Regions from separate parts of the Homo sapiens genome. Here region 1 is linked to region 2. A link is a loop called in an ENCODE intact Hi-C map of the cell type or tissue named here. Cell type or tissue: OCI-LY7. All regions are shown on one strand.

Region 1 (5,000 bases), 720 kb after region 2:
CCTAGGTCTGTGGGCACAGGCCCAAGGGTGGAGTCCTTGCCAGGGACCCCACCCCTCTCTACCCAGCACTTCCCTGCCCCCTCTCATATCAGTATTCCTATGAGAATCCTTTTTTTTTTTTTGAGATGGAGTTTCACTCTTGTTGCTCAGGCTAGAGTGCAGTGGCATGATCTTGGCTCACTGCAACCTCTGCTTCCCAGGTTCAAGCGATTCTCCTGCCTCAGCCTCCCGAGTAGCTGGGATTACAGGCACCCACCACCACGCCCGGCTAATTTGGTGTATTTTTAGTAGAGAGGGGGTTTCCCCATGTTGGCCAGGCTGGTTTTGAACTCCTGGCCTTAAGCAATCCACCAGTCTCAGCCTCCCGAAGTGCTAGGATTACAGGCATGAGCCGCTGTGCCTGGTCCAATGCTATTGTTAATCTGACAGGAGGTAGAGCTCAGGAGGTGGAGCTCAGGCGGTCAAGCTCGCCGCTGGCCTCCTGCTCATCTCCTGTTCTGCAGCCTAGTTCCTAACAGGCCACAGACTGGTACCAGTCCTCAGCCCAGGATTTGGGGACTCCTGATCTAATGAACTTGATTCTGTTTTGTAGCTGTTCCTATTTTACCCAACTACATCCAATGTATCAGCAATGTGAATTGTTCGTTATTAATGAGGTGAATCATAATCCAATAGCTTGTGATTAGATGATCAGATTATCAGAAAAATCAAGATATATTAACCTACTAATAGAGGACTATTTTTACACAGAGCCCAGCATATTCTAGTATTTAGGATATGAAGTAATGACCTTTCTGTGCTTTGCCTAGGCAATTTTTGGAATACAGATTAGTACCCTATAGATCTGATGTGTTAGGCCTTGGCAATATAATAGTTAACAAAATGTTCACTCTCTTTGCCCAATAATGTTTTAAATCTCTCAGTACATTTTTCTTATCTTGCTTAGTTTCCTTCTTATTTTGTTGTGTTTCCATCTCAGCCTTTTCTCTTTTGGCTTTGCATTCCCGGATCACAGAGGTAGATGTTGCCTATCAAGAAGAAGTTTTCTAGGCCAGGCATGGTGGCTCACGCCTGTTATCCCAACACTTTGGGATGCTGAGGTAGGTGGATCTCTTGAGCCCAGGAGATCAAGACCAGCCTGGGCAACATGGCAAGACCCTGTCTCTACAAAAAAACATATAAAAATTAGCCTGGCGAGGTGATCCATGTCTGGAGTCCCAGCTACTCAGGAGGCTGAGATGGGAGGATGGTTGAGCCTGGGAGGGGGAGGTTGCAGTGAGCCAAAATTGCACCACTGCATTCCAGCCTGGGCGACAGAGTGAAACTCTGTCCCAAAAAATAAAATAAAATAAAATAAATAAAATTTCCTCTTTTATTGCTCCTCCTTTTAGTCTAGGTAGTGAAATCCTTTCCCACTTATTATGCGTTTTTGTTTCATCAGGTCTTCTATTATGATTTTACAAATTTATTTATTTATTTTAGAGACAGAGTTGTACTCTGTTGCCCAGGATGGGGTGCAGTGGTGCAATCAAAGTTCACTGCAGTCTTAAACTCCCAGGCTCAACTTCCCTCCTCAGCCTCCTGAGTAGCTGGAACTACAGGCATGCACCACCATGCCAAGCTGATTTTTAAACTTTTTTGTAGAGACAGGATCTCTATGTTTCCCAGGCTAGTCTTGAACTCCTGGCCTCAAGTGATCCTCCCACCTCAGCCTCCCAAAGCATGGGTATTACAGACATAAGCCACCATACCTGACCTGTTATTTACGCATTTTGCACGTGGTGGTCACTGCGGGGGGTCTCTTTCCTTGTCCTTGACAGGAGGGAGATATGTTTAGTCATGGTACGTACTAATGGTTGAATATGTGCATTGCCTATGGTGTTAACTTACGTACTGGGTCAAACACCCTTCTTAGAGCTTCAGTGAATGCAGCTTTTAAGACTGATTCTCGGCCGGGCACGGTGGCTCACTCCTATAATCCCAGCACTTTGGGAGGCTAAGGTGGGTGGATTTCCTGAGGTCAGGAGTTTGAGACAAGCCTGGCCCACATGGTGAAACCCCATCTCTACTAAAATTACAAAAATTTGCTGGGCATGGTGGCGTGTGCCTATAATCCCAGCTACTCAGGAGGCTGAGGCAGGAAAATTGCTTGAACCTGGGAGGCAGAGGTTGCAGTGAGCCAAGATCACGACATTGCACTCCAGCCTGGGAGACAAGAGCGAAACTCCATCTCAAAAAAAAAAAAAAAAAAAAAAAGACTGATTCTCAGTGTGTGGTGAGTTTACTCTAGGGAGGTTCTGCTACAAGAGATGATGTCTTTCACTCCCAAAGCCTGAGGTTCTAACAAGTGTAGGAAGTGAAACCATACCCACAGCTCCCAGAATAGAGCACTACAAAAGCTCATCTTTACTCATTACTCATAAGTAAATGAATAAAATAATAACCCTTCCTTAGGGTTTCACCTTTCAAGGTGCATCCTACTCCCGGACTCCAGACCGTCCAGTCCATCTACTTGGGTTCGATATTTTTTGAGAATGGCAGGTTCCGATTGAATGTTGGAAAAAGAGCCCCTGATTTGGGTGAGGAGAGGTGGAGTTTGGGGCAAGGGAAATTGCACTCTGATGGCCTTTAAAAAGGAACATTAGCCCTTTGGGAGGCCAAGGCAGGCAGATCACCTGAGGTCAGGAGTTTGAGACTAGCCTGACCAACATGGAGAAACCCCGTCTCTGCTAAAAACACGAAATTAGCCGTGTGTGGGGGTGCAGGCCTGTAGTCCCAGCTACTTGGAAGGCTGAGGCAGGAGAATTGCTTGAACCTGGGAGGTGGAGGTTGTAGTGAGCCAAGATCACACTGTTGCAATCCAGCCTGGGCAACAAGAGCGAAACTCTGTCTCAAAAAAAAAAAAAAAGGAACGTTTTTGCAGGAGATGGGCTAACTGCTCAAGTTTCTGGTGATACATACTTTGAACTGGAGACAAAACACTGGAGAGGAAGAATAATATCTGTCTACTTTCAGCCCAAGTGAGCTATTTGTTCCATTGACCCCGTAGGGGAAAATCTCCCAATTCTATCTAGAAATAGATTGACTGTTGGTCCTGGTTTTCCATGGAGTTATGGATTTTATTATTTTTCTGTGTTTTTAAAGGCATTTTAATTAAAAATTGGGAAAGGCTGCTTCAGGGCTGCTAAGTAGATGATATTGAAAAGTAGGAGCTGAATACAGCCCATTACTGCTTAATTTTATAATCGTTACATTTATCCTTTGCTTCTTCAACGTGTCTTCTTTACCGCTTAATGAAGTTCTTTGTTTTCTCCAATCACAAATATTCTTTCTATTCAATACTTTGAGCTTTTCTATTTCTATTTAAATGCAACCGGAAGGAAACTTTTTCTATCAGCCAGGTATTGTTTTGTAATTAAACCTATTTAACAAAATAAAACAGATATATTTGAACCTACAACTCTGTTTTAAACTCTAATTTTAGAGTGGACTGGAGATGTTCCATTGGACTTGTATTCTTCCTAATCTCTACTTTTTGATATATTTTTGTGCCTTGGAAACATAATTTTTTTTCTTATTTCCCTTTGAGATTTCATGGTATTATAAAATGACACAGTAAAATATTTTAATTACTTATTTTGGATAACTTTCATTCTTTTACTGTGGTAGCAGATACAATAGGTTAAAGATTATACTTCTAAAGTGGTCCTTGAGGCCAGGCACGATGACTCACACCTGTAACCCCAGCACTTTGGGAGGCTGAGGCTGGTGGATCACTTGAGGTCAGGAGTTCGAGACCAGCCTGGCCAACATGGGGAAACTCCGCCTCTACTAAAAATACAAAACTTAGCTGGGTGTGGTGGTGTGGGCCTGTAGTCCCAGCTACTGGGGCAGCTGAGGCATGAGAATCACTTGAACCCGGAGGTTCAAGGAGGAGGAGGTTGGAGAGAGCTGAGATCACAACACTCCACTCAAGCGTGGGTGTCAGGGCCAGACTCCATCTCAAAAAAAAAGTGGTCCTTGATAAGTGATGTTAACAACCTCTTCTCCATTTGTCCCCATTTCTAGAGGCTTCCCCAGGCTCCCTGTACTCAGGACCCTTCATGCATGGTAAGTCCTGCTATGGTTTGGGTACAGGTTGTGTGTCACCACCACATCTCATGTTGAAATTTAATTCCACAGCTGGTGGTATTGGGAGGTGAAGTCTAGAGGGGAGTGTTTGGCTCATGGGGGCGGATCCTTCGTGAATGTCTTGGTGCTGTTCTTGCCCTAGTGAGTGAGTTCTTGCTCTTGCGAGACTGGGATGGTTCTTGGGGGCATGGATTCCTTCCTGAGAGAGTGTGTTGTTATAAAGCTAGTACCCCCTTGGGTTTGGTCTGTCTTCCCCTTTGACCTTCTCAGCTGTATATGATACAGCACAAAAGGCCTCACCAGAAGCCAAGCAGATGTTGGAGCCACGCTTCTTCTTCTTTTTTTTGAGATGGAGTCTTACTCCGTTGCCCAGGCTGGAGTACAGTGGCGTGCTCTCAGCTCATTGCAACCTCTGCCTCCCAGGTTCAAATGATCCTCCCACCTCAGCCTCCCAAGTAGCTGGGACTACAGGTGTGCACCACCATGCTTGGCTAATTTTGGTATTTTTTAGTAGAGACAGGGTTTCGCCCTGTTGACCAGGCTGGTCTCAAACTCCTGACCTCAAGTGATCCACCTGCCTGGGCCTCCCAAAGTGCTGGGATTACAGGGGTGAGCCACCGCGCCCAGGTGGTGCCATGCTTCTCATAAAGTCTGCAGAACCGTGAGCCAAATAAGCCTCTTTTCTTTACAAATTACCCAGCCTCAGATATTCCTTTATAACAACACAAAATAGACTGAGACAAGGCTATGGGTTGAGCTCTAACTCAGTCTCTTCCCTACCCCCAGGCTTGCATTTACAAGTGTCTGGTTATCTCTTCTTGCAAAGAGGCATCTCACATTTAAAGGTACCAAAACAGAAATCTTGATTC
Region 2 (5,000 bases):
TCAAGACGAGATTGAACAGAGGAGCTCAGAACCAAGCAGAGCTGTAACATGATGCACCAGTATCTGGTTGTGGTGCAAACAAGGTACGCTTTCTTCCTCTACTACACAGCAGGCACCATGCCAAACACACACAGTGTTTGCTATTTTTGCAAGTCTAATAGGGTCTGCTGAGGGGAGGGGTAGGAGATCAGCAGTTCATAATGACTCTCATTATGTCTGGTGCATTTTGAGCCAAGATTAGACACTAGACAATCCTCTGTCCAGTGTCAAGGGCTTTCAACTGCCCTTTCATCAGGATAATTCCACTTCAAACTAATTTAGGTTTCTTATAACCCAAGCTACCAAAACCAATACACTTCACTGTTTTCAGCCCAGAAAAAGGAGTCAATGTCTGCTCCAACTAGAAATACAGTCTTTGGGTTCAGAGTCTGTGACTGCTATACACATGCTGTGACAGGAACATGCCACTATGAGATCTCGCTCTTTCTACTGCACTCTAACTCAGCTGCATTGTAGAAACTCCTTTGGGAAGAGCATCCCCTGCCCTCCTTACTGTCACCTCCACTTCTGTAGATTAGAGTTCCTTTCAACATAGAGTGGAAACAATTTTGGGAGACCTCTAAAAAAAGAGTCTGAACTTTCTAATTCCCACTAAAATCAACAAGGTTATATGAGTTTCGCTCCAGGATAAAAACTAGATTCCGCAGCTAACTGTTTTCCTTTTAAGTCTAAACAATAAAAATAATAAATCTCTAAACTAGACCTTTACATAAAAATTCGAGAACAGTACAAACCAGTGCAGAATTTTAACAATTATCCATTACATGTTCAAGCAACAATTTCTGGTTTTAGTCTTCTAAGTACGGAAAGAGTTTTGTGACTATTGTCATCCTATGTGTATTCACATGGGAAAGAACAAAGGTTTCAAGAAAACAAAAATGACACTTATACTAGTCAAGCACAAAAATGGGAAAGGGCCAAGTGCAATGGCTCACACCTGTAATCCCAACATTTTGGGAGGCTGAGGTGGGAGGACTGCTTGAGGCCAAGAGTTTGAGACCAACCTAAACAACACAGGGAGACCTCCCTCCCTACCAAAAAACAAAAAACAAAAAACAAAAAAAGGAAGGGAAAGGAAAGTGGCAAGTGGATAGCAAAACTCACTGTAATACTTTCCTTTTTTATTCTAAAAAATTTATAGTACTTATTTCGAACAGAACCAACATAACTGTGACCTTCCAAGAAAGTTAATGAATGTTATTTGGATTCATAAACACTATACATTAACAACTCACAGGGAGCCGAAGTCCTGAAAAGGATTAAACGAAGAAAAAAGAAACCAAATGACACTGACCTATCCATGTTTCAAGGTTCCAAAACTTACTTTGTGAATATGAAATCTCTGAAAGCATAAATCTATTACATAAACATTCTAATTATCTATTAAATAGAAGTCATCTTATATATCTAAATATATACATGTACTTATTTTAACCCTTTAAAGCAGACACAATTTAATGTGGTATAATTTGAAATGGACTACTTCACAGAGCAGACACCTGTGCGCACACATGAGCCATTACTTATGTAACAGTACTTTGATTAGTACTCTAAAGAAGCATTAAAGTTTAAGATCTGTTAGAAAAAATAATAGTTTATTGAAATCTAACACAAAAACAAAAATAACTGCATGGAAGTGTAATTACACACTGAACACACCAGTGTAACCAACGTGCAGATCAACAGAAAAATACCTGCATTTCCAAATCCATCCTTGAATGTAAATAATTTTACTTCACTGGGGCAAAATGTGTCCAGAAATTCTTCTTGTATTTATCCTGGAGTTATTATAGACCAATCTGGTTGACTGTTGCTTAAAAGCTTCTATTCTGCATCCCATGTATAATTCTGCTAAAATAGTAGCTCTAGATTACTGAGAACCAAATTCTCAACGGTAACTTAAAACAAATAATGTGAAGCCACTATCGTACACTCATAAATCTGGATTTGAATGTAACAATTATTTGTTCTAACTCATTCATTTTACTAAAGTAGAAGCTGAAGTCCACAGGTGCCAAGCCCTAGCCAAAGTCACACTGAGTGTTCAAAGCCAAACTCACACTGGAGGCCAAACTGTACTAATCAACAGAAGCTGTGTGTTAAGGTTCTAAGGTGTATAATCCAATAAAATGGCCCTGGAAATTCTGAAATAGCTCTAGCCTTCCAATCTGCAATTCTCCAATATCTTAGCCAAAGTTTACTGTCAATACCTGTAGCTACATTAACTTTCTATTTACCAAATCAATGTTGCAATTGTGTCTGCCTCTTCTGCATTTTCTCCCTTTCCTCCCCACCCTCCCTTGCCATTTTCTCACCTCTTAGAGCGCTCCTGAAAAATGACTTCCATCTTCAATAAGCTTTGTCAAAACACAATGCATTGCTAAATCTGAAATCCAATCTATACTTGTATACCAGCTGGGATGCTCTACTCAAAGAAAGAAGGCCGAGAGCTGGATTTTTCAGCAACAAAAGACAACAAAGCACTTTTCCATTTGGGGCTGCAGAGGGAGCCAGAACCATGCAAAGCAAGCAAGTATGTCTTTATAGAACTGGATGAATCCAAAATAGTGAAAAATATAAGCACACACAGAAATCACAGATACCATGCACACAAGCTGTGCATGTGTGTGCACACATATACACACACAAGCACACAAACACACTACTGTCCAGACCTCCAGACTCAGGGGAGATTCTGAAAACACAGTTTGTGTGTTCGGAGAGGAAACATATTTTGTGAGGAAGAGATGGGCAGTAAAAGGAAAACAAAGCAATTCTGTTTTATCAATGAAAAGACAATTAATTAAAAAGAGTCATCAATTCGAAGATTGCCTCATCAAGGTAAGTCGTCAGCACTCTCAAATTAGCAGGCTGCCTGACAAGCGGGGTAGTCTTTTATCTTGAAGAGCCCTTTATGCAGTATTTCTTGAACAGAGTTTTATAAAATCTGACCTTTATTATCTTTTCCTTCTAAAACAGTATAGGTCAGAGTGCAGATGGGGAAAAGCAGGAGGCAGGATCAGAGAAGGTGACAAATGTTTCAAAAAGTAAGACTGCCATGACAAAAACAGAAGGAAGAAACCCCTGACTGATCCTCACCAAGTCAGTGATGTTGCGACAATGGCACAAACGGAGATCCAATAAGTCTTGCACCTCCAAGACTATCTCTGATTACAACAAAATACCACAATGAATACAGCAGAACAGAAAAAGGAGACATTCTGATCAATGGCAAAACAATAGTTAACTAGTAATTCTAAGCAATAAAGAGCTCATTCTCTGACAGCTCTTTCACAGCAAACCAAAGATGTATAATAGCAAGCTGCAAAGATGCAGATGTGGATTATACTGTAATGTAGAGACAGTTAAGATTCTGTATAATGCAGAGATTCTATGCAAAGCCTTAACAATGCTCCAAGCCTAAAACTATAGCTTACTCAGTACAAATCATCAGACCTTAATTGAGTGCCACTATGCCAGGCATGGTATGAGGTTCTGGAGATGTAAGAATGGCAAGTCTGGTTTCAAGCAGCACACCAAGTAACAGGGGAAACTGGAAAGTAAAAAAGTAGTGTGTGTGTGTGTGTGTGTGTGTGTGTGTGTGTGTAAATCCAAAATGCAGTACGAGCATTCTGGCTCAGTCTGGAAAAGCACAAACCTCCCTAAAGATACATTTTTTAAAAGATCTAAACAAATATACTCATCCTGAAATAATTCTGCTCTATCAACATATAAAACATGCAAATTTTACACTGAATTAAGATGTATAAGAAATATTCCCTGAATACTCACCTTAAAGATGGCACTGGGATAGGGCACCAAAACTTATAACTATTCTGACAATATTCCCTCCATTCCAATGATTTTACTATTTTTTAGTGTAAGTTAATAATGATGATGTTTACCTAAAGATTTTTACCATTAAGTACAAAAGAATGTCAAATATACTAGGAAGTAAGAACTGACAAGACTGAAAGAACAAGGCATTGGGTCAAAAGAGAAGGCAGAGAAGGACAAATTATGGTCTTGAGCTTGGCTGAAAGAGATTTCATGATGTTGTTAAATGAAATATGGGAGAACCACTTCTGGTCAAGATGGAGAAACAGTGACTAGATACAGTCTCCTGCCTGAAACAACAAAAAATACTCAGAAAAATATATGAACAATGGTTTTCAAGATACCAGACATGAAGTAACTAATGACAGTAATCTCTGAGATGCAGGAAACAAATGAGAGCCCTATAACTGACCCACCTTATTGTCTGGAGAGTTTCCAGGGTGCAATACCAGGAGATGAAACTGGGGCAGAACCAGGCCAACTCGATGAATTGAGGAGACAGAGTTGAGTCTGAGGACATCAAGGCAGCTGGGGTTCATAGGATAGAGGACTAGAGAGAAGAGAATTACACAGAGAGAGAGCCCTGGAGATCTACAGAGGGTTCACCTGCAACACAGTACAGACTGGCTCGAAAGCAGGGGGACGCTACTCAAGGCTGGGGAAAGAAACACCCAAAAGAATTATAGAGAACATTTCTTGGGACTCGCACAGGACTCTGAACAGTGCCTGTTCCCATGAGAGAGACTAAAAAACTCATACTTCACAGATGATTAGATTGAATACTCAAAAAGGTCTTGCAAAAGTAATGAGGAATAACCAAGGCCTAGACTAAGCTCTTTTCCAGATTTCCCTTAACAAATGCCAATAACAAAACTCCAGGTGATCAAAGTTTTTCTAAGTAACTTTACTGCATCCCAGAACAAAGCTCAAGGCGACTTATAGAAATACCAAAATACCTAGCATCCAACAAGGTAAAATTCACAATGTCTGGCATCCAAAGATCACCAGTTACACAATGAGGCAGAAAAGCATGACCCATAATGAGTAGAATAATCAATAAAGTGAAAACAACCCAGAAGTGGCACTGAGGTTAATTGCAAACA

What was found. Hi-C counts contacts between places; a loop is a spot of excess contacts. Peaks named below come from ENCODE experiments on the same cell type or tissue, not always from the same donor. Only the 100,000 strongest peaks of a DNase experiment are listed, where the experiment ranks them.
Region 1: a loop joins it to region 2, with 2.8 times the contacts of the local background. A loop is called at or near these places in 1 of 110 quality-filtered maps.

The regions. Positions count from the first base shown.
Region 1 is chr7:69,206,396-69,211,395 of GRCh38, reverse strand. No RefSeq gene overlaps it. Among named protein-coding and RNA genes, the nearest start is that of CT66, 390 kb to the left of the region's middle. In OCI-LY7, no CTCF peak of the experiment used is centred here; a DNase peak (open chromatin) is centred at 2,345; H3K4me3 peaks cover 303 bases.
Region 2 is chr7:69,929,780-69,934,779 of GRCh38, reverse strand. All of the region lies in intron 2 of AUTS2 (activator of transcription and developmental regulator AUTS2), which reads right to left. Among named protein-coding and RNA genes, the nearest start is that of AUTS2, 330 kb to the right of the region's middle. RefSeq lists an enhancer at 1-696. In OCI-LY7, CTCF peaks have their summits at 2,363 and 2,562 (motif pointing right); a DNase peak (open chromatin) is centred at 2,559.